Regions from separate parts of the Homo sapiens genome. Here region 2 is linked to region 1. A link is a loop called in an ENCODE intact Hi-C map of the cell type or tissue named here. Cell type or tissue: Calu3. All regions are shown on one strand. Each heading gives the region's core, and the rest is flanking DNA. Links, peaks and the distances in the headings are about the cores only. Region 1 has its middle 190 kb from the start of LRRN1. Region 2 has its middle 130 kb from the start of LRRN1.

Evidence for each region. Hi-C counts contacts between places; a loop is a spot of excess contacts. Peaks named below come from ENCODE experiments on the same cell type or tissue, not always from the same donor. Only the 100,000 strongest peaks of a DNase experiment are listed, where the experiment ranks them.
Region 2: it touches region 1 in a loop (2.3-fold over the local background); 1 of 110 quality-filtered maps calls a loop at or near these places.

Annotation. Positions count from the first base shown.
Region 1 is chr3:3,608,214-3,620,642 of GRCh38, reverse strand. No RefSeq gene overlaps it. Among named protein-coding and RNA genes, the nearest start is that of LRRN1, 190 kb to the left of the region's middle. In Calu3, for the core only: no CTCF peak of the experiment used is centred there; a DNase peak (open chromatin) is centred at 4,952.
Region 2 is chr3:3,662,294-3,674,722 of GRCh38, reverse strand. No RefSeq gene overlaps it. Among named protein-coding and RNA genes, the nearest start is that of LRRN1, 130 kb to the left of the region's middle. In Calu3, for the core only: no CTCF peak of the experiment used is centred there; DNase peaks (open chromatin) are centred at 7,842, 8,292 and 8,982.

The DNA.
Region 1 (12,429 bases), core at 3,061-8,060:
TTTTTGTGCGTTTTGCCACCCCCACAACAGGATATTTCTGTCAGAAGGCTCCTGTGGGCTCCAGATTAAGTTTGTTAATGGGATCTGGCCCATCTATAGCCAACGCATTTCCAGCAAAAAGCCAATAAAGCTCCAATTGCACAGGCTATTCTTTTAAAAATTCTCCATGGTGATTCTATTAAGCCACATTACAAGAAGCAAAATTGCATTATTAAAATGACCACTTGATTATTTTTTCTTTTTTTTTTTTAATTCTTCTTACTGTTATGGAAAAAAAATCTCATTTTAGGTCTCCTTAGGGTTTGTTTCTTCTAAGAATTTACTCTGAAATAGAGGCTGGTGGGAAACTTGCAAGCCTTTGCACAAGTAATAATGGACCATTTTACTGTGCTAACCAATATGCACGTATTAAATCTGTGTATTTGAAAGAAATACATTTGGACAATAGTATTAGTGTCATAAACTGCATCAGGATTCCCTGCAGGGCTTGTAAAACACATTATTGTACCCCACCCCAAGGCTTTCTGAATTGGTATGTCTAGGTGGGACCTGAGAATTCACATTTCTCATGAGTTCCTAGATGATGCTGCTGATGATGATGGTGATGATGATGATGATGATGATGATGATGATGGTGATGATGATGATGATGCTGATGATGCTGCTGATGATGATGATGCTGATGATGATGATGCTGATGATGATGATGATGATGATGATGATGCTGGCCCCATGACTAACATTAGGAACCACTATATTAGGACCATGTTCTGCAACGATGCATTAGATACTGGATTTTATTTCACCTGGTTAGTGTTGGTCCCCATCTGAGTGAGTCTAGATATTAGAGACTTCACAACTCTGCTTGAATGCATACTCAGCTGTAACAGGTGTCTAAGACATGATAAAAAACACAGGAAGGCTTCAGAATTGATTTGAATAAGATTGAAGTCTTTGAAAACCAAAACATGGTTAATTTTGGAGTATTCCCAATCAGTTTGGAATCTATGAGCTAATTATTTCAAAACCTATTCTCCACATCAAATTGTTTACTTTTTGCTTTGAGCACCCTCTGGATACACCATGTTTTCACTCATGCTGTCATCCCACCTATTATAAAATGCCTCCTACCCTGCTCTCGGTTCAAACAAGCCTGATCTAAGTCCTAGGTCAAATCCCAACTCCTTTATGAAACCTTTGGTAAAGCAATTTATGAAGGTCTATAAACCTTCTTTGAGATCCAATTGCCTTTATTATCAAGACAATTCATTTGGAGTGACCCAGTGGATTGTTTTTGCCCCAGATTGCTGGATAAACCTTGTATGGTTATGTAAGTTCTTACAGGAATATGTTTGACCTTGTCAAATAGACTGTAAGCTTTCTTCGAGCAGAGATTAAGACTACCATGTAGTTGGTGTTTAATATGTACTTATTTGAAATTGAAGGCACAATTTCTATAAAACTAAGTTTCTACTCTCTCAAATATATATAAAACAATTAATGTGTACTGAGCACTAATAATATACCAGGAGCTTGACCCACCTCACTGACACCCTGTAATAACTGTATGGGGTTGAAAACATTGTTATCCTTATACCGATGAGAAAACAATGGCTTAAAGAGGTGAATGACTTGCCCAAGGCCACACATCCAAGAAAGGGAGAGTTGGGATTGAATCCTAGTCGGACCTCAGAGCCTGTATCTTACCCTTTGCAGTATTATTGAGCCATAATCTTTTTCTTTCTCTCTCATTCTCAGCAGCCCAGACCCTCAGCTAGCTGGGCTACACAGTATGAAACTAGCTTTTCTTCTCTGTCCCAAACTCATTGGAAACCACAGAAACCACATGAAAAATGGAGTCTGACCACCTCTCATCTATGGATCTCAGACTTCTCCTTCTGTAATGATTCACCATCAAGGGTTATGGAAGCCACAGCAGCAATAAAAGACTCTTGTATTGATCCACTTTGAAATTATAGAGGAAAACAAATTACCCTGAGGTTCTTTATTGGCATTGAGTGTTAGGTCCAGACAGATTCCAGAACAATTTAGCTTTTAAGATTTAATTCAAAAGTCCCTTGCAAACTATGGATACAGGAAAATGAATCATTTCATATTAGGGGATGGGGCGATAATGATGATAAATGCCTTTTTGAAAGCTTTGTGTTCCAACCATAAGCCCTTCTCTAATAGTTCTTCGGAGCTGATTAGAAGCTTAAAAAGCCCCATTTTGGTCAAGAGCTGGTAATTCCTAGTTTCCCTTTGGTGGAAATAATTGGTCTGATAATATCCAAATAATATTTATTAATTAAATAATATTCATTTTATGTGATTGTACTATGTACATGTTAATTGGATGCTGAATAATCAGTTTTACTATCTTCATTATGTAAGTAATGCATAAATCCAATTTTGTTTAAGAGTTTCAGATAATATGTACTATGCAGGAGAAAAATAGAAAGTCTTTCTTCAACATCCTTCTCCCACCTGCCTCAGCCATCCTGTTCCAGGTGTAGCCACAGCCGGTAGATGAGTATGGATCCTTAATTCTCCTTGCTGTACACACACAAGTACGTATATGAATGTACATAAACAAATAACTTTTTCCATAAATGAGAACACACTGTAAGTTTTTTCCTGTGACCTTTTTTCCACTTGACATGTTGAGGAAGTCTTTTCATTTTAATTTGATACAATGCCTCTATTTCATTCTTTGTAAGGTTTATTTACCATATTTGAATTAACATGGCAAATAAATGTCTAAACGTCTAAAATGTACCTGAGATTTTGTTTTTACTCAGGTGTAGTGAGGCCATAGATCAGGAGACAACTGCCATTGAAAAGAGAGTGTGTTACGTACAGTTCCCAAGAGGAAGGGGCACGCCACACCATGCCACACTGTTACTGGTGGCAAATCCATGCAGGTCTGCAGTAGGTCTTTTTTCCTGTATAGGTCTCCAGTAGGCCTTGCCTCCTAGGAGGAAAGAATTCGACCGAGAGGCATAAGGGAGAGGGAGAGACGGAGGCAAGTTTTAGAGCAGGAGTGAAACTTTATTAAAAAGCTTTAGAGTGGAATGCAAAGAAAGTAAAGTACATTTAGAAGAGGGCCAAGCGGGTGACTTGAGAGATCACGTGCGTGGTTTGACCTTTTGACTTAGGGTTTGACTTGGTATACTCCCAAGGTCTTGTGTTCCTTCTCCCCTGATTCTTCCCTTGGGGTGGGCTGCCCGCATGCACAGTGCCCTGCTAGCACTTGGAAGGAGAGCCTGCTCAGTGTGTTTACTGGAGTTGTACGCATGCTCACTTGAGGCGTTCTTCCCTTACCAGCCGAATGTCCTAGGAGATCATATACCAGTTAAACTCCACCATTTTGCCTCTTAGTGTGCATGTGTGAGCCCATTCACCCAACTCCTGAGATCTTATCTGGAAGTTACTGATCACCAGTTTCAGGTTTTCCCTATCTATTGGGAGACTGCCTTTGCCTAGTAGCAGCTGTTATTATTTTAGAGAGAGAGTTAACAACCACCTGACCATCACTTGATGGTCACCTGACATTCCTGGTTTTGGCAGGGGCTCTCTTGCCCTGTTTATGTCCAACTAGCTACCTACAGTAACAAAACCACACAGGGCCAACGGGGGAGTTACCAGGGTCAGTCAGGAGGCAGTAGGAGTGGGGAAAAACATAGGCAAGATAGTTTTCATGGTAAGGAAAGGGTAAGGTGAAGTAGGCAAGCTAAGCAGGTTTAGGATTGAATAGTTTGAATAATTTTGGTGGGCTCTGGGCTATAGGGGTGGCCCCTAGTTTTCCAGTATCTGGTCCTCAAATGATTTAGAGCAGGGGTAACATTGGCTTGGTGTATGAGAATTAGATAAAGGAGGTGGTTGCAGTTATGGCTGGTTTGCATATGAAAGGCATGCTCTCGGGGAAGTTGTCTGTTACCTCTAGGAATTAGCTTACTATGGGAGGGGGAGCCCTTCCCTGCATTCACAATGCCCCAAGATGTCGAAGCGTCATAAAATATGGAAAAATAAAAAACATGATCAATACAAACATTTTTCCATTTGCCAAACATTTTACTGTTTCCAGTGTGTTATGATTCTGACCACCTAATATTGTGAAGAGCAAGCCAGACAATGGATATGAAAAGACTCTACCAGTGGAAAAGTGATATACACATGTATGAGATGTTAGCATCATCTATAGTCTATTGTTGAATATGTTATAGCTATAATGTTTTCTATATTATCATATTTTATATGTTTGTCTATGTAGTTATTAAGATGTGGATAAGAGTTTATATCTGAGTTAGCTTTAGGTAGAGTTGTAAAGAAAAATGCCTTACTTTAATTTTATCTCCACAATGATGCTATTGGCTAGCTCTTATACCCACTTTATAGAAAAACAAACGAAGGCTTTGAAAAGTTCAGGATTGCCAAGGTCTCTCAGTTCCTAAGACAAAACACCGATATGGTTTTTAACTTGGGTTTTTCTGGCCTTCAAGTTCTTTCTATGCATTTCTGACCCTTCCTAGTTTCAACACCCTCCCTCCTCTTTCTCCACATCTAGGAGCTAACTGTCCCATATCAATGAGTCTGTAAGTCAACACTGCTTTCAGCCTCTGGTCTTGGTAGCTAAAAGAATACCTAATACCCATCCTGTTGACGAGAGCCCCCGGGACAGAGGTCCTTATTAGATTTTACAATATCCCTCCCCAGGGCTGGAGTCACCCTGAAGCCCAGTCTGTTCCTGGGATCTCATGGCTTGCCTGGAGACTCCCCATGTGTGGACTGCCTCCTGGATTCCCTTCCAAGATTCTGGACAAGTTTCCACCCCCACTCAGAATCCCAGGTGCCTGCTGCTTGCTTGTTCCATGACTCATTTTTTTTTGCTCTGCCCTTTGCATACTCTCCATTGCCTGCCAGGCTGGGTTTTTCCCTCAGCATCTGCAGTTGCTCGGTCACCTGGTGTCATTCTCATTCCAGGCCGATTAGGCTGTGCCTGGCTGTGTCTCTAGTGGTAATACTTTTAATGAGCTCTCTGGTTTTCTGCATTTCCCTCTCCCCCGGGGGTCCACCACCTAAGATGTCAGGTGGGCAGCCTGGTTCCCCATTCTCCCCTTTTAAAACATCACTTACCTGTGTCCTACTGCCTCAGAGATGCTTCTGTCTTCAGTGATCTTGAGAAAAACAATTACGATAATGATAGCCACCATTTATTGATCACCTACTATGATGTAGTCAATAGAGGAGGAGGCACTTTCCTTTTATATCTCATTTGCTCTCACAAGTTTTTCAGGTGTGTATTATTAGTCTCATTTCTACTAGAAAGGCACTGTGCCTTAGAGAGGCCACCCAGCCTGTGCAAGGTCACACCGACTAGCTAGACTTCCCTTTCATCGCTAGGAGAAGAAAAGTTACCAGTCAGCTCTAGCTGACTCTGAAGACCTTATTCTTCCCACTACTCTACGCCTCCTTAAATAGATGCACTAACTTCTGCTCATGATGGGCTGATACGTTCACACATAAGCATCTGAATGGTATTCAAGCTGGAGGATAAAAACTAGGACAGTCACAATTCCCATCAGGGGAGCTTGCCAGGATCTATACTGTCAGGCAAGCGGACTTGTGCACCTCTCAAATTATCCTTTTACTCTTCGCTGAGAAAACTAGCTTTGGGCATCCTGTGAATTGAACCCCCATCTGGGCTCTAAGGGCTGTTAAAAGATGTTGCACAAGTAAAGCAAGTGAGGGTCTCCAGCAGCCCAGAGAAAGAAGAAGCAGAAGGAAGGTATAAAGGCATTGAGCTGGGCACCATAGGACTTGAACTCTATTCTTGTCTCTGCTTGTAACTGATATTTAAAAAGTGGGGACTAGCCAGCGAAGGCATCTCTTGTTGCGAATCCTGTTCACTGAGTGTCACTGCCTGGAGTGTAGTACTAGGAAGATGCCCTGGCCACATGTGGGCCCAGTGGTGAATCTGTGGATATGGGCAGTGTGAGAATGCTGTAAGGGCCAGGGATGGAAAGACTCTAGGTAGCTGAAAGAATTCCAGCTGTAACATTCAAGCTCCAACATTTGGAAACTGTGGTTCTTCCCATCATCTTCTTGGACACTCATAGGGGATTCCAGGAGCCATCACAATTGAGAAATGGTGTGATTTTCTTCTACACTGACCTCTCCCAGGACTCTGAGAAAATGGCATACAATTTAGCTAGTTAGCTCTGTTGAATTCTGCTAAGTGGTCCCCTAAGAGGAGCACTGTGGACTAGCACTTGAAGACCTAAAAGGTTTAAAGTCTTTAAATTCTTGAGGGCACAATCCATGTTCCAATTTCTTTTGCCTTCAACCATTGCCAGCACCATACCAAGTGCATACTACACAGGCCAGATACAAAATCATTTCTTTCACGGGAGAGACAAAAGCCCTGGAAATGCTGAGGGGTTTTCCCCTCCCTGTTGCCGATATTGTTAGCTAGAAGTTGAAGACCATTTCATAGCCCGAGATATTTTTGCTTAGTCTTCCCTCTAGCCTTTTAGATGTTCTTTTCCTAGCACGCATTTGCCCTTTGGCCCTTGTTCGTATCTGTCATTGACTTTGGGACCCTTTTCCCATCATAGAGCAGGTTCTTTTTGCAATGGGATGGGGGCCCCTTTGCCCTCTATAACCTCATATGACATTCAAAGCCCATGATATAGCAAAACACAGGGGAGTTGCTTTGCTGTGACTGACTCTGCCAACCCAGGGACCCTCCAGGAGAATTCAACAGAGCAGGAGCTACATAGGGAAGCCAACCTGCAAGTTATTAATATAAAGCCCTTACCACTCTTTCCGTCTAAATCTGTGCCTTATTTTCAGAACCTTGTCACTTTTTATTCCAGCCCCTTCTTCTGGGTTTTGTATCTGTGAATTTGCATTCCAGGCAAATGTTCCATTTATGGTAAAAAAAAAAAAAAAAAAAAAAAAAAAAAAAAAAAAAAAAAGCGCAGACAGCATGAGTTAGCACTACCATCCCTTCTTCATGACACAGAGATGGCAGTTCTGTATTGGGCTTCTCTCTTTGGCTTTGTCCAAGACTCCTTCTCTCACTGCTGCCACCAATGGTTATCTATACTTTCCTTAATGAATTAGGGCTCTTGGGACCTCAAGAGAGATGAAATCGCAATGCTGCGTATTTAGCAGGAGCACTAGTAAGAGTTGTGGTGTCAGGAGCTGCCCAATAAGAATTCTTTGTTGGACCCATCCTAAATAACCTGGGAGGACCTGCAGGTGATAAATAGGTCCAGGCTTTTGGGATGATAGTGCACTTAAGATGCCCCTGGTCTTTAGCTCAGGGACAAGTTCACAGACACTGTAACACTTTATGGCCTTAAGCTCTTTGCAAAACTCCGTGCATTTCTATGTCGAGTTTTTTAGTGGCCCGTCATTTTTCTCCTCCTTATCCTAATTTTTATCATCAGAATTTGATTTCTTGGAGGCTTCTCTTATGCCTGTGAGTTATTGGAAACCTTCTCCACTGTGTCCTTTCTATGTCTGTCCTTCTGTTCTCTGTGGGATCCACTTTACAGTGTCTTCTATGCATTGTTTTCCTCTGCCCTCTGCATCCTCACCAACCTAAAAATTGTCCACTCCGTCTACTGTCCACTAGTCATGGTGGGGGTTGACCTGGAAAAAAGCCTGCAGTGGGATCGGTAGCTGCGTCCCCTGTCCTCTTTGGCAGGTCATTTCCTTTCTCTAAACTTTTTTTCTCTTTTGTAGAATAAGAGGATTGAACTAGATAATCTCTACTTTTCTGTCCCATGCTATAGTTTTGTGATTCTAATTGATTCATAAGTAATAATATCTGAAATTTATTGAATGCTTAATGAATGCCACTCATGGGGCTACATACCTTTTTAATAAGTAAATGAAATATATACAAACTGCATAACGTCTTCTAGGATTATGATAATAATAACGGCAATAGTAGCAGACATTTCTTGGCTGCTTCCCATGTGTCAGACACAATGTTAAACCCTGTGTATTATTTTGTTTAAATACAATAATTCTTTATGGGCTTTATTATTGCACTCATTTTACAGATAAAGAAATGGAAACTCAGAGAGGTTGAAATAGTTCATTCAAGGTCACCCAGCCTGCAAGTGAGGATGTGGGAATTTGAATTACAGGTAATTTTACTTCAGAAGCTGAGATCTTCTCTGAGTTACATTTAACTTCTAGTAGATATTCCCATAATGAGTGACAATGTTGGCCTTTCATTACTATGACTAAATATATTTCAGGAACATGTATCAGGAGGACCTTGCTGCAGGGAAGACCCTGCTGCATGTTTGTAAACTATATTAATATTAATAATTCTGCAAGGTAAGACTAAGTCACAGTGAGGAAATTCAGTTCTGAGCAAAGAAAAAGCAAACCTAGGAGGAGGCCTCCCAGAAGCTTATGGAGACAAGGAGGCAATAATTGAAATTAAGAAGATTATAGGCCCTGTGGGTGCTGGTGACCCTGAGCCACTCAGCAGGGAGCCACGAGGGCTGACATTTCCATGGTCCGTGAAATCATATGACAATTAGTGAATTTACCCGGTCCTTTGACTTGGGAGGAGGTAATGTGGCCCAAAGTCAGTTTACTCTGAGATTCAATGTAATTAGAACACCTCAGAATCCAATTTTTGATTAAAAATTGTCAAAATAAAATATTCCTGAGTCAGGCATGGAAATTAGAGAGGCAGTTACTTAAGTCAACTCAGTAAACTTTTGAGCACCATCCATTCCCAGGTTGTTTAGGAGCTCATGCTGTCAGGCTGAGTAATTTGGATTGAATCCTTTCACTCACTGACTATATTTATCAAAATCTTAATGTGTCACATCTGTTACCTTGATATTTCCAACTCAGAATATGTACACAAGAAGTGAATCACTACAGGAGTTTTGTAGTGGGGACTAAGAAAAAGTAGACAAGATGCTTTCGAATTTAAGATGCATGAATTTCACAGAAAACAGTAGATTAAAAATGCAACTTAATTCTATGAGGGCACCTTCACAAGCTACTTCTCCAGCTACAGACAGCACATCTGCTGATGGCCTGGGCATCTCCCCATCTTCTGCCACAAACAAAACCCCTTTATTATAGATTAGGTCGCAGTGTCTTGTTGTTTGCAGAACATTCTAAAAGCAATACTTCGCCTGAGCGCATTCGTCCCCGAATGCACCCCTCAGTTGCTTGTCTAACACTTTTTTACCAAAGATATCATCAGTGGAGATACTGAGTTATTGTATATTCAACTTTGCAGTTTGAAATTTAGCTCATCCTTTTGGTTTCTGCTCTGGTTTCTCCTCTGCAAGAGATGAATTCCTGACCACCCTCTTTAATGTGGACCTCTCCTCCAATCTACTTCTGCTTTGTCGCTGCGTTTTATTTCCTTTTTGACTGTGTTTGAATTTTTTTTTTTTTTTTACTTCTTTGATCACTTGGATATTTTTCTGCCACACCCTGTGTTCTGTAAACTCTCAGAGGGCAGCAACCTCATCTGCCTCTTCAACTACTGTTTTCCTGGAACCTAGCATAGTGCCTGAAACAGTAAGTAAATATTTGTCGAATCAATGAATTAGTGGAGATGCATTCGATCATAAGTCACATTTTTACTGTGCCAAGTGTTAAGGACACCAAGTTTCTGAAACACATTCCTAGTTCACAAGGGCCTAACAGTCTATCTGGGCAATGACACACAACCTAAGTTACACTGGGTTGATTTGTATTAGTATTTAAGTGCTATATGAATATTACATTGAATAAACACTCCAATCATTGATTCATTCAGCCAACATCTGTTGACATCTACAGTGTGCCAGGCATTTTGTTTGATGCTGTTATGCAAAGATGAGTAAGTCATAGTTTCTGCCTTTGGAGAGGTGAGAGTCTAGGGGGAGAGAGTGGCATGTAATGAAATGATTTCTCTGGCAGCATTTGTTTAGTCTGTTCAATGTATAAAAATTGAGAGTCAACTATGTGCTTGGTGGAAGATGCATTTGAGGGGATCTAATAGGGACAAGGAAACCACCAAGTGAGTACTGCAATAACCCACACCAGACATAATGGACTGAATGAAGGTGGCTATAATAAGGACAGACAGGAGAGGAAGGAGACATAAATATGAAGGAAGCAAAATTAATCTGAGTTGATTAGATTTGGAGATGGAGGGGGAGGAGAGACTAGATTAAGTTACCTAAGGCACATCTTCATGGAAGAGAAAGGACGTAAATTACTCCTTGAAGGCAGGATTGGATTTGAACCATGGTAAACATTCTAGGTTTGTGGCCTGGCATGCTTCTGTCATGTTTAGATATAGAGAGTAGTTTGTTTAACTGGAATGAAGAGTTCATTTGGGGGACTGATGACAGATAATAGTAGAGATGGTAGGGTGGTATATTTATGACTTTGGGCTTGGAATCAGGATGCTAGGGTACAAGTCTCAACATCACCCTATCTTATGATCTTGGGCAAATCATTATAACTCTCTAAACTTTAGTATCTTCTTCAGTAAAATAGAAATAATAATAGCATCTGTCTCACAGGGAAGGCTGGATACATATCACTATAGGGTCATGACCAGCATCTCTTCTAATTATGGGGCAATGCTAAGGAACTGTTGAATGGTTTAGCTATGAACCTGGCACTGGTAGGCAGGATTTGGGTGGCAGAGTCCAGGGGCAGGGAGCCCATGACTGGATATGGGCATGGAAAGACAAAGGCAGCCAAAAGGGATGAATCCCTTATAACTAGGTAGGCACTGGATATGTGAAGTGAGGTCAACAATGCCTTCAGAATTTCCAGCTAGTGATGGAGTTTTGCATTGGTTATCAGGAAGACTGGACATTAATGCAATAACCACAGAAGGGCAAGTGAGGTCAGAAATCTATACCGGGATCCCTGGGAAAATTTTTAAATCATCACCTAGAAGAAGAAGGTGTTAGAGTTGATGTTGAGTGGATTTCATTGGGTTTCTGTTCTTTCTCAGTCTTGTGCTTTTATCTTCTGATATGCCTCCCTTGCTTTATTTAAAAATATATATTATTGTGGGAGGGTAAAATACACACAGCATAAAATTCACCATTTTAATCATCTTAAAGTATGCAATTCAGTGACATCCAGAACATTCATAAGGTTGGGCTCTCATTTTTGCTATCTAGTTTCAGAATATTTTCAATGTCCCAAAAGGAAACCCTGTGCCCATTAAACAAGCTCTCCCCATTCCCCCTTCTCCTAGTCTCTGGCAGCCATTAATCTGCTTTCTGTTTCTATGGATTTGCCATTCTAGATATTTCATGTAAATGGAATCATACATTTACATGATACATTTATGACTGACTTCTTTTACTTAGCATAACGTTTTGAAGGTTTATACATGTTGTAGCGTGTATCAGCACTTCATTCCTTTTTACAACTGAATACTATTCCATTTTATGGATATACCACATTGTGTTTATCCTTTCAGTTGTTAGTGGACAACATTTGGGTTATTTCCATCTTTTGACTATTGTGAATAATGGTGCTATGATATTTGTGTACAAGTATTTGTTCGAATATCTGTTTCCAATTCTTTTGGGAGTTGAATTACAGGGTCATTAGGTAATTTATGTTTAACTTATTGAGCAACTGACAAGCTATTTTCTACAGTGGCTGCACCATTTTATATTCCCATCACCTTGTTCTACATTTAGTGGATGAAGTGTTCAAAAAGATGAGCATAGTCCATGTAGCCAAGTCTGATTGCAGTGGCGGTTCATGTCAATAGTCTGTCATTCTCCCTCAACCCCTAAAAGGCACTGAGTGGAGAAATAAGAGAGCAGCAATAATAACAAAAGAAAAAACCCTCTCAAATCAAGAGCTAGTTAAATTTAGAAAAAATATTTTTTAAATGGTACCAAATTATATACAAAAAATAGACTATTAACAATACATAAAATAATTGTGTCTGTTCTTGGTTAGTGGCATTATAGACAATTTTTTTTTCTTATCTTCTTCCAAATTCTTTAAAGCAAACATGTTGCACTTTGTAACAGAAACTCCATAGATGTTGTAGAACCGCAGTCCCCAGATATTTCGGCAGCAGGGACCAGTTTCGTGAAAGACAATTTTTCCACAGACCTGGGGAGGGGGATGGTTTCAGGATGCTTCAAGTGCATTACATTTATTGTGCACTTTATTTTTATTATTGTTATATTGTAATATTTAATGAAATGATTATACAACTCACCATAATGTAGAATCAGTGGGAGCCCTGAGCTTGTTTTCCTCCAGCTAGATGGACTCGTCTGGTGGTGATGGGAGACAGTGACAGATCATCAAGCATTAGATTCTCATAAGAAGCATGCAACCTAGACCCCTCGCACGTGCAGTTTACAATACACTTTGCACTCTTATGAATGTCTA
Region 2 (12,429 bases), core at 4,840-9,839, 52 kb before region 1:
GCATGGAATAACATGGTATAGGCTCTGAGTTAGATTGTGGGGGTTTGACTTTCATCCATTTCTATCACTTACTCTGTGACTTTGGGCAAGTTATTTAACTAAGCTAAACCTCAGTTTCCTTATCTGCAAAATGGAGATAATACTACCACCTCAAGGGATTATTTTAAGAATTAAATCTACTCTTTTGGCTTAGGATTGACTTGGCGATGCAGGCTCTTTTTTGCATCCATATGAACTTTAAAGTAGTTTTTTCCAGTTCTGTGAAGAAAGGCATTGGTAGCTTGATGGGGATGGCATTGAATCTGTAAATTACCTTGGGCAGTATGGCCATTTTCACGATATTGATTCTTCCTACCCATGAGCATGGAATGTTCTTCCATTTGTTTGTGTCCTCTTTTATTTCCTTGAGCAGTGGTTTGTAGTTCTCCTTGAAGAGGTCCTTCACATCCCTTGTAAGTTGGATTCCTAGGTATTTTATTCTCTTTGAAGCAATTGTGAATGGGAGTTCACTCATGATTTGGCTCTCTGTTTGTCTGTTGTTGATGTATAAGAATGCTTGTGACTTTTGTACATTGATTTTGTATCCTGAGACTTTGCTGAAGTTGCTTATCAGCTTAAGGAGATTTTGGGCTGAGACAATGGGGTTTTCTAGATATACAATCATGTCGTCTGCAAACAGGGACAATTTGACTTCCTCTTTTCCTAATTGTAAAATTAGGAAATTATTTCCTTCTCCTGCCTAATTGCCCTGGCCAGAACTTCCAACACTATGTTGAATAGGAGTGGTGAGAGAGGGCATCCCTGTCTTGTGCCAGTTTTCAAAGGGAATGCTTCCAGTTTTTGCCCATTCAGTATGATATTGGCTGTGAGTTTGTCATAGATAGCTCTTATTATTTTGAAATATGTCCCATCAATACCTAATTTATTGAGTTTTTAGCATGAAGGGTTGTTGAATTTTGTCAAAGGCTTTTTCTGCATCTATTCAGATAATCATGTGGTTTTTGTCTTTGGCTCTGTTTATATGCTGGATTACATTTATTGATTTGCATATATTGAACCAGCCTTGCATCCCAGGGGTGAAGCCCACTTGATCATGGTGGATAAGCTTTTTGATGTGCTGCTGGATTCAGTTTGCCAGTATTTTATTGAGGATTTTTGCATCAATGTTCATCAAGGATATTGGTCTAAAATTCTCTTTTTTGGTTGTGTCTCTGCCCAGCTTTGGTATCAGAATGATGCTGGCCTCATCAAATGAGTTAGGGAGGATTCCCTCTTTTTCTGTTGATTGGAATAGTTTCAGAAGGAATGGTACCAGCTCCTCCTTGTACCTCTGGTAGAATTCGGCTGTGAATCCATCTGGTCCTGGACTCTTTTTTGTTGGTAAGCTATTGATTATTGCCACAATTTCAGCTCCTGTTATTGGTCTATTCAGAGATTCAACTTCTTCCTGGTTTAGTCTTGGGAGGGTGTATGTGTCCAGGAATTTATCCATTTCTTCTAGATTTTCTAGTTTATTTGCATAGAGGTGTTTGTAGTATTCTCTGATGGTAGTTTGTATTTCTGTGGGATTGGTGGCGATATCCCCTTTATCATTTTTTATTGCGTCTATTTGATTCTTCTCTCTTTTCTTCTTTATTAGTCTTGCTAGCGGTCTATCTATTTTGTTGATCCTTTCAAAAAACCAGCTCCTGGATTCATTAATTTTTTGAAGGGTTTCTTGTGTCTCTGTTTCCTTCAGTTCTGCTCTGATTTTAGTTATTTCTTGCCTTCTGCTAACTTTCGAATGTATTTGCTCTTGCCTTTCTAGTTCTTTTAATTGTGATGTTAGGGTGTCAATTTTGGATCTTTCCTGCTTTCTCTTGTGGGCATTTAGTGCTATAAATTTCCCTCTACACACTGCTTTGAATGCGTCCCAGAGATTCTGGTAAGCCAAAAGAACAAAGCTGGAGGCATCACACTACCTGACTTCAAACTATACTACAAGGCTACAGTAACCAAAACAGCATGGTACTGGTACCAAAACAGAGATATAGATCAATGGAACAGAACAGAGCCCTCAGAAATAACGTCGCATATCTACAACTATCTGATCTTTGACAAACCTGAGAAAAACAAGCAATGGGGAAAGGATTCCCTATTTAATAAATGGTGCTGGGAAAACTGGCTAGCCATATGTAGAAAGCTGAAACTGTATCCCTTCCTTACACCTTATACAAAAATCAATTCAAGATGGATTAAAGACTTAAACGTTAGACCTAAAACCATAAAAACCCTAGAAGAAAACCTAGGCATTACCATTCAGGACATAGGCATGGGCAAGGACTTCATGTCTAAATCACCAAAAGCAATGGCAACAGAAGACAAAATTGACAAATGGGATCTAATTAAACTAAAGAACTTCTGCACCACAAAAGAAACTACCATCAGAGTGAACAGGCGACCCACAAAATGGGAGAAAATTTTTGCAACCTACTCATCTGACAACGGGCTAATATCCAGAATCTACAATGAACGCAAACAAATTTACAAGAAAAAAACAAACAACCCCATCCAAAAGTGGGCAAAGGACATGAACAGACACTTCTCAAAAGAAGACATTTATGCAGCCAAAAAACACATGAAAAAATACTCATCATCACTGGCCATCAGAGAAATGCAAATCAAAACCACAATGAGATACCATCTCACACCAGTTATAATGGCAATCATTAAAAAGTCAGGAAACAACAGGTGCTGGAGAGGATGTGGAGAAATAGGAACACTTTTACACTGTTGGTGGGACTGTAAACTAGTTCAACCATTGTGGAAGTCAGTGTGGCGATTCCTCAGGGATCTAGAACTGGAAATACCATTTGACCCAGCCATCCCCTTACTGGGTATATACCCAAAGGACTATAAATCATGCTGCTATAAAGACACATGCACACGTATGTTTATTGCGGCATTATTCACAATAGCAAAGACTTGGAACCAACCCAAATGTCCAACAATGATAGACTGGATTAAGAAAATGTGGCACATATACACCATGGAATACTATGCAGCCATAAAAAATGATGAGTTCATGTCCTTTGTAGGGACATGGATGAAATTGGAAATCATCATTCTCAGTAAACTATCACAAGAACAAAAAACCAAACACCGCATATTCTCACTCATAGGTGGGAATGGAACAATGAGATCACATGGACACAGGAAGGGGAATATCACACTCTGGGGACTGTTGTGGGGTGGGGGGAGGGGGGAGGTATAGCATCGGGAGATATACCTAATGCTAGATGACAAGTTAGTGGGTGCAGCGCACCAGCATGGCACATGTATACACATGTAACTAACCTGCACAATGTGCACATGTAACCTTATACTTAAAGTATAATAAAAAAAAGAAAAAAAAAGAATTAAATCTAACAATAGCAAATGGTACACAATAATTGTTACACAATAAATATAAACTATTATGTTTATTATTACTATTTTAAACTCTGCAGTTTAGAGAATAACGTTTACATTGCACCACCTACTTTTCAAAAAAATTCTTCCTTTCCTCCTGCCTTTCATTGTTGCCTCTCCGTGTTTTCTCACTCTTACTCTCTCTTTAATTTATTCATTGAATATTTGAGTCCCCACGAAGTGCTCGGTACTGGGCAAGAGACCAAGAAAACAGTGGTGATCAAAAGAGACTCAGTCCCAGCTTTCAGGAGCTTGTAGGATGCTGAGGGGCAGGAAAAGCCATTAGTATAATAATCACTTGGATATACAATTACAAACTATGACAGCTAACCAAAATTAATGAGCACTTTCAACTTTCTCTTTCTTGAAGAACTGTGAACGATAATAGTGTTATCAATTAATGTGTATAAAGTGTTTACCTCTTGCAAAGCACTTGTACTTACTTTTTTTTATTTGAACCTTATAATGGTGCTGTGATGTAGATATTATTCATTCCCACTTCACAGATGAAGAACCTGAGAAGTTAAATGACTTGCTTAAGGTCACACAGTAATCTTATTAAGAGTCAAGGCAGGATCTTCTATCTCTAAACTTTATAATCCTAATAATCTATAAAATAAGAATTCTTGAATTGTCTGACTCACCTGGCATCTTCTGGAAATGACTGTGTGTCTTAAGGGACATGTATTCAAGTGGCATTTTAGAACCCAAGCTCTATGCGTCAAACCCTGAACAGGTAAATTGGACAGCCTAACTCTAGGCTGTGATTGAAATTCCAGTCAGTTCTCCCAAGAGCAAGTTCCAGATACCAAGGAAGGCCATTGAGAACATAGCCCTAACTTCTCAGTACCACCTACAGCTCTTGGGAGAGTGCCCTTAAGACCCAGAAAAATATTTCCCACCCACTTTGGTTGCCAGCCTATATGCCAGAGTTCTTGTTGTTGCCACCCCCACCCATCTTGGTTTTTCTTAGTTTACAAAGACAGAAAGGCAAATTAGAGAAACATCCATTGCTTTTTAGCAGAACTGGAATTTTTAGAGTTGCAAAGCCACCAACCATGGCTTGATCAGGTAGGAATTCTGTTCTTCCAGATGTGTGTGCCTGTGCTTCCCTGGGCACAGTAGAGCCCACAGTGGCTTTACATTTCAGGAAATGTGCCTGGGACCCAGTCATCATACCTGGGATACATGCTTGAAGAAATATGTGGGGACGCTTTGCATGTATTTCCCTTGAGGTTACACATTTCAACAGTTCATTGTGTTGACTTCCTTGCTTTTTAGTAAATGTGGCTCTAATATGAGTTATCCTATTTCATTACATTCAGGAGGACTATCAGCAGTCATGTAACACCAGGCAGCCCATCATGTAGTAATGATGCCTAGTTTCAGGGATCAACCCTGAACGTGTTCCCAACTCCATCCTTGAGACTTCCTAGTGGTTATATAGCCATGACACTGTAACTTAGTGATACGGTTTGGCTCTATGTCCCCACAGAAATCTTACCTTGAATTGTAATAACCTCCACGTGTCAAGAGTAGGACCAGATGGAGATAGCTGAATCATGGGGGGACACTTTCCCCCATGCTGTTCTCATGATAGTGAGTTCTCAAAAATCTGATGGTTTTTAAGGGACTTCCCCTTCACATGACACTAATTCTCTCTCCTGCCGCCCTGTGAAGAGGTGCCTTCCGCCATGATTGTAAGTGTCCTGAGGCCTCCCCAGTCATGTGAAAGTGTGTGTCAATGAAACCTCTTTTCTTTATAAATTACCCAGTCTTGGGTATTTCTTCATAGCAGCATGAGAATGGACTAATACACTTAGTCTCTGTCATTTGTCTTAAATGAAGTGAGCACCCTCTTCAACTGAGAGATTCTGCCTTCAAACTCTCAGCAAACTTGTCTAGGATTTGTTGCAAAAAAGAAACATAACGCCTGTAATCCCAGCACTTTGGGAGGCCGAGGCGGGTGGATCATGAGGTCAGGAGATCGAGACCATCCTGGCTAACAAGGTGAAACCCCGTCTCTACTAAAAATACAAAAAATTAGCCGGGCGCGGTGGCGGGCGCCTGTAGTCCCAGCTACTGGGGAGGCTGAGGCAGGAGAATGGCGGGAACCCGGGAGGCGGAGCTTGCAGTGAGCCGAGATGGCGCCACTGCAGTCCGCAGTCCGGCCTGGGCGACAGAGCGAGACTCTGTCTCAAAAAAAAAAAAAAAAAAAAAAAGAAACATAACTTCTAGTTTTGACAAAATATGGAAGCAAAACAAGTCATGACATTTTGGATTTGAAAGAGCTTTAGCTCAATGCTTTCATTTACTGAAAAGGAAATCAGAGCATTGTGGAAGGCAGAATAATGGCTCCCTAAAGATATCTCCATCTCAATCCCAGAGCCTAGGACAATGTTACGTTACATGGCAAAAGGGACTTTCAGATGTGGTTAAGGTTAGGGACCCTGAGATGGGGAGATTATCCTGGATTATGCTAATGAGCCTAATCTGATTATGAATGCTATGAAGAGAAAAGCAGAATAGATCAGAGAGAAGTGATGTGAGAAGGACTTCACCATCATTGATGACTTTGAAGAAGGAGGAAGGGGTTTATGAGCCCAAGAATGTGGAGGTTGTAAGTGCTGGGGTTGGCCCTCCCTTACGGGCAGCAAGAGAGCCAGAAACTCAGTCTTATAACAGCAAGGAACTAAATTTTGCCACTGCATGTCTCAAGGGACAAGTATTCAAGTGGCATTTTAGAGCCCAAGCTCTAAGTGTCAACCCCTGAACAGGCAAACTGGACAGTAACAACCTGAATGAGAAAAAAGAAAAAAGAAAGAAAGAAAAAAAAAATAGATTTTCTTCTGTAGCCTCCAGAAAGAAACACAGCTCTGCTTAATCCTTGCTTTTAGCCCAGTAAAACCTGTGTCAGATTTCTGACCTACGGAAGTCTAGGGTAATATATTTGTGTTGGTTTAAGTTGTTAAATGTGTGTCAATTTGTTACAGCAGCAATAGGAAATGAATACAGATACAGAGAGGGAAAGAGACTTGTCTAATGTCACATGCCTAATTTGTGGCACAATAAGGCTGTGGTCACTAGTAGTTATAGTCAGGATTTTTCATTTCCTGTTTATCTAGATATTCCCCACCCATCCCAATCCCAATTATTCTCTCACACAACACTGGATTATTTCCTTTGTCCTGCTTATCACAGCCCAAGCAAATCTGAATTTATCTTGCTTCCTTATTTCATTTATCATCTGTGTCTATTTAGAATGGAAGCTCTATGAGGACAGAGGCTATTTTTCTTGTTCACTACTTTGTACTTAGGTATCAGTACAGTCCTGGACATGGAACAGGGTTCAATAAAATTTGTTGAATAAATGAAAAAAATGAATGAATGAGTGAATACTATGTCAAAATGAATGAAAAAAGGAACTAACAAGCTAAAGAGGATTTTATAAAATTTTGCTCCAATCTCTCATTTTACAAATGAGGAAACCTGGGACTCAGGAGGACACAGGTCCTGTTCTTAGCAGCTCCAGAACCTTGATCTCCTGACCACTAGCAGAGCACGTTCCTGTTTTTCATTTGACCTGCACCAAAACATCTCATTTTAAAAGCAGTGTGGAAGTAGATGGATATTGTTCAACTAGAGGGTAAAAATGGGAACTGACATCTCCTGAGTGTGTATTTTTCTGAAAACACCCAGGGGCAATACCTGTCCTAAAACTGTTCACCTTTTAAATCTTCCTTTCTATATTAGATCAGCTGGACTCCAGACAAGCATGCACTTTCCTTCATTCTTGAATAAAGATCATAAAACACTTTAGAAGGAATAGGCTCGGCCTGTCAAGCATCCTGATTGTGTGTTCTGGAGTAGTAGGAGTTCACTGTCTGGGCTACTATATCTATATAGAGATATTTGGCTTTTAGAACTCACTTCTAACTAGCTCATTTTTGTCCCTGTTTCTTTATGGCTTTTATACGTTCAATGTCCAGTTTTGGAGATGGGATCTCACTATGTTGTCCAGGCTGGACTCCAACTCCTGGGCTCAAGCAATCCTCCTGCCTCAGCTTCCTTAGTAGCTGGGACTACAGCCATGTACCACGGCACTTAGCTCTGTGTCCAATGTTTTAATTACCACCTCCAGGTGTTTAAGTAAAACGTTCGCTGGTTTTGTTTGTGTTTTGTTCTGCTAGAAAAGAATTTGGAATCAAGTAATTTCTGAGCTATCAGTTTCATCACTAAAAATCTCTTGATAATCTACCATTGATGGGAGCAGAAAAACCACCTTTGAGGAAATGTGCAGGCTTAGACCTCCCTGCTGCGACTGTTACAAGTAGACGCTTGCAGGGGTTTCCCTGAAAGGGTCACAGCAAGGCCACTGATGCCTTGTGACACCAGGCAGCAGGCCAAATTGTGGTTTGCACTCCTGCATATACTTGGGGTGTGATTTTCTGTTTGAGACATTTTTCTTTGATTTATAAATCCTTCCCCACTCGTCAACACTGGCTACATCTCCTTCTCTTCCCTGAACAAAACAACCCCTCACCCATCAGGGTGCAGGATGAGAAAACCAGGATATTTCTTAAATGGGAAGTAAACAGCCCAACAGAATCAAGGGAAAGACAGTAAAACATCAATTCCTGGCCACTAGTGACCACAGCCTTATTGGATTTCTCTCCTTTCTTGTCCTGCGTTGCCATTTCCACTTTTGCCAGGCAGTATCTTCCGTAGGGCCAGAAGGACAAGTCAGATATGTCTCCTGAGCTGCCTGGAAGCACAGACTGTGCCCAGGCTGGTGGCATCTATCAGTGTGGCAGCCGATGACAGCTTCGCCTCGGCCTCCTGCCAGCAGTGAGGAAGTGGCAAGCGCAACCTGGCTCCCATGGGTGACAGCCACAAATCACATTGTCATTCCCTTCATAAACCTGACCGAGGCCATCACTTCCATGAGATGGCCGTTTTCCAGGAGAGCTTTGTCGATTCTGACAAAACCCATGAGGCAACTATTTTGTGAAGAGATTGAATCTAGCCTTCCTATCAGGAAGAAAACTTGCAAAATTATACTCCAGGCAATGTTGATGTCAGTACTCAGCAGCAGGCACCTCGGAGTCCAGTTTCATTTCTGCTGCTGAGCACCTGGGCCACGGTGGGAAACATGTTTTAACCTCTCTGGGCCTTGGTTTTCCCATCGGTAAAGTGAGAATCGATCTAGAAGCAGAGATTACAAAATGGAGGCCTGGGGTCTGAAATTAGTTTACATGTTTATTTGATTTATTCTGAGCAATTCCCCTCTCCCTCCCTCCTTCTCTCCTCCCTCCCTCCCTCCCCCTGTCCTTTCTTCCTTCCATCCTCCCTCCCTCTTTCCCTCTCTCCCTCCCTCCCTCCCTCCCTTCCTACCTTCCTTCCTTCCTCTGTCTTTCTCTCTTTCCTGCCCTTCCTCCCTTCCCTTCCCTTCCCTTTTTTCTTTTTTGAGACAGGGTCTTACTCTTTCATCCAGGCTGGAATGCAGTGAAACAATCATGACTCACTGCAGCCTAGACTTCCTGGGCTCAAGCAATCCTCCTGCCTCAGCCCCTCAAGTCGCTGGGACTACCAGCACATGCCACCACACCTAGCTGATTTTTAAGTTTTTTATAGAGATGGGATCTTGGTATGTCACCCAGTCTGGTCTTGAACCCCTGGGTTCAAACGATTCCCCCACCTTGGCTTCCCAAAGTGCTGGGATTATAGATATGAGCCACTGTGCCTGGCTTTTTTTTTTTTTTTTTAAGCAAGAATTTTAATTGTCTCAATTGGGGTAGTTTCCAGCCATTTTCTCAGTCTCTCCTGCTCCATTATGGCTTAAACTCATTTAAGCCAAATTTTGCTCATTTATCTTACTTATTTGGTCTCTAAAGCATTTAGGTTTGCAATCCCTGGACTAGATAATCTTCACTTTATTACTGGATTTAACAGTTTATTATTTCCTGATACTAAATCGTCTGCAACTAAACAAAACAAACAAATTAGACATTTCAATAATGTGTTCACCTAAACTCTGGATTCTTGGGGACAATTACTTTCCATTTCACACATTCTCAAATTTCCATGCGTGGTGGTAATTCCCGGCAGTAACTCTGTCTTTGGTAAATGTTTGGTAAGTGACTCAATGCCTTATGAAAGAAGAAAACACGATAGGTGGTGGTTAAGCCAGGCAAGGGAATGTATTTGATAGTTATGGATTTGCAGAAAGGAAAAACTCTGGTTGATGACAGAGTGGCCATAATTCTCCACCCTTCCCTTTATGCATAACCTTGGCAATGTGACTGTGTACCCTTTCCCATCGAGAGATAGTTAATTTCTCCACTCCTTGAATCTGGGCTGGATTGTGACTTTCTTTGGTCAACAGAATGTGGCAGAAGTGATGTTATGCCAATTCCAAACCTCCAGCCTCAAGGGACCTGACATGCTTCCACTTTTTGTCTCAGAACCGTGACAGCTGCCATATGAATAAGCCCTGGTTAGCTTGCTGTGGCTCATACCTGTAATCCCAACACTTTGGGAGACTAAGGCAGGTGGATCATTTGAGGTCTGGAGTTCGAGACCAGCTTGGCCAACATGGTGAAGCCCCATCTCTACTAAAAATACACAAATTAGCCAGGCATGGTGGCCAGCTCCTGTAATCCCAGCTTCTCAGGAGGCTGAGGTAGGAGTTTGAACCTGGGAGGTAGAGGTTGCAGTGAGCCAAGATCGCATCACTGCACTCCAGCCTGGGCAGCAGAACAAGACTCTGTGTGAAAAACAAAACAAAACACCAGTTATTCAAGAGGTACAACTAAAATATTTTGGTAAGCTTTGATCTAATCTGATATTTTCCCTTTACCAGGAAAAGGAACCAAATAGTTGTTATGATGGTTAATTTTATGTGTCAACTTGACTGGTTCATGGGGTGCCCAGATATTTAGTTAAACATTATTTTTGGTGTGTCTGTAACAGTCTTTCTCGATAAGATTGAATTTGAATTAGTGAGTAAAGCAGGTGGTCTTCCTCAATGTGGGTGGGCAGCCTTCAATCCACTGACCACCTAAAAAGAACAAAAAGGTAGAGAAAGGGATAAATTTTTCTCTCTGCCTGACTGCTTGACCTGGAACATTGGTTTTCTCTTACTCTTGGACTGGAAATTACACCATTGCCTCTCTTGGGTCTCTAGCCATGGCAGATTACTGAACTTCTCATACTCCATAATCATGTGAGCCAATTCCTTATCCTCTGTCTCTCTCTCCCCATGTGTATTAGTCTGTTCTCACCCTGGTAATAAAGACATACCCAAGACTGAGTAACTTATAAAGGAAAGAGGTTTAATTGACTCACAGTTCACAGATTGCAAGGCGGGAGGCCTCACAATCATGGTGGAAGGTGAAGAGCAAAGTCACATCTTACATGGCAGCAGGCAAGACAGCTTGTATAGGGGAACTCTCCTTTAAAAAACCATCAGATTTCATGAAACTTATTCATTATCATGAGAATAGCATGGGAAAGACCCACCCCCATGATTTAATTACCTCCCACCAAGTCCCTTCCATGACACATGGGAATTATGGGAGCTACAATTCAAGGGAAATTTGGGTGGGGACACAGCCAAACCATATTACCATGTGTGCACACTATTGGTTCTGTTTCTCTGGAGTACCCTAATACAATGTCTATGTCATTTACTGAAAATCACACACCCAGTTAGTGCTAGAGGTACTAGGACCCAGGTCTCCCTGAGAGACCCCAGTCAGGAACAATGAGCACATTGAATCCACAAGACGGAGCAAGCCTAAGCCTTGCAAGCTAGAACCACAGGGGAAGTGCCCTGGTGGTGGTGGAACTGGGTTGGGTATTGAGTGACAAGGAGGATTAGACAGGACAACTGAAGCTCAGGGCATTCCAGAGAGTGCACCAAACATTCCAGATAGGACCTGCTGTCACTACTGCATTGCTCTTATATTTGCCGTAATAGATGGAACCAAAATACAGCAAAATACTTCCATTTTGTGCAAGAAAAGCATAATCCAATTAGGGGAAAGTACTACATTGCATTACAAATACACTTTATAAGGGATTTGGGTTTAGGTTTTTTAGCCACACATTCATGCTGTGATATTATGAATACTATCCAGTCACCTAACAGGATAGAGTTCTCTTCTCTCTCTTCTCGCTTGTGCTTGAGTACGTGATCATTAATTGCTCTTGTCCTCTGCATATGACTTTGCTTTCAGAGTGTATTGATTCAGCTAAGATTGAGGAATAAGCCAGAAGCTTTTTAGGAAATTACAAGGGCAGGGTAGTGAACAAAGATTTGTTTACCAATATTAATTACATAATGTTGTGAAGATGCCGTGTGGAAGTCATGTAGATTAGGAGTAGAGGAATCGCACAGAATGTCAGAATAAACTGATGACATGTCTGAACAAATGATGAGCGTTGCCCAAGCCAGAATTCCATTATACCTGATGTGTTCTTAGTCTCCAGCATGACAAATGGGTCTTTTGTTCCTGCATTGAGTATTCACACTAAGCAAGGAGAGTACATTTAAACACGAAGAGAGAAAAATCAAAGAAAATAAATTAAGGAAGGAAAAGTTAAAATGTATAATATGTCTTTAGATTGGAGGGCAAAGGGGCCTTCTATTGAAATTTTGAGTATGATATTCTTGCTCCTTAATTTAATTTCCCCCTAAATGGACACAAATTTAGTGCTGGGTTGACCACTCTGGAGGGGGTTATTCCCTCCCCCTCTCCTTACAACAGGGATAATGCAGAATTTGTCAGAGGTCTTCTCTCTCCATATCTCTCTTCAATTTGTTTTTGCTTCAGGTTCCTCCCTACTCTTGTAATTTAAAATATGCACATTTTTTAGAGAGAACGTTATCTTTTTTTCTCATTTAAATTTGTTAGCCCTACTTCCAGAGATCAGAGGCATTGGTTAGCAGGTGTAAGACATGTCCTTGCTGTGGCC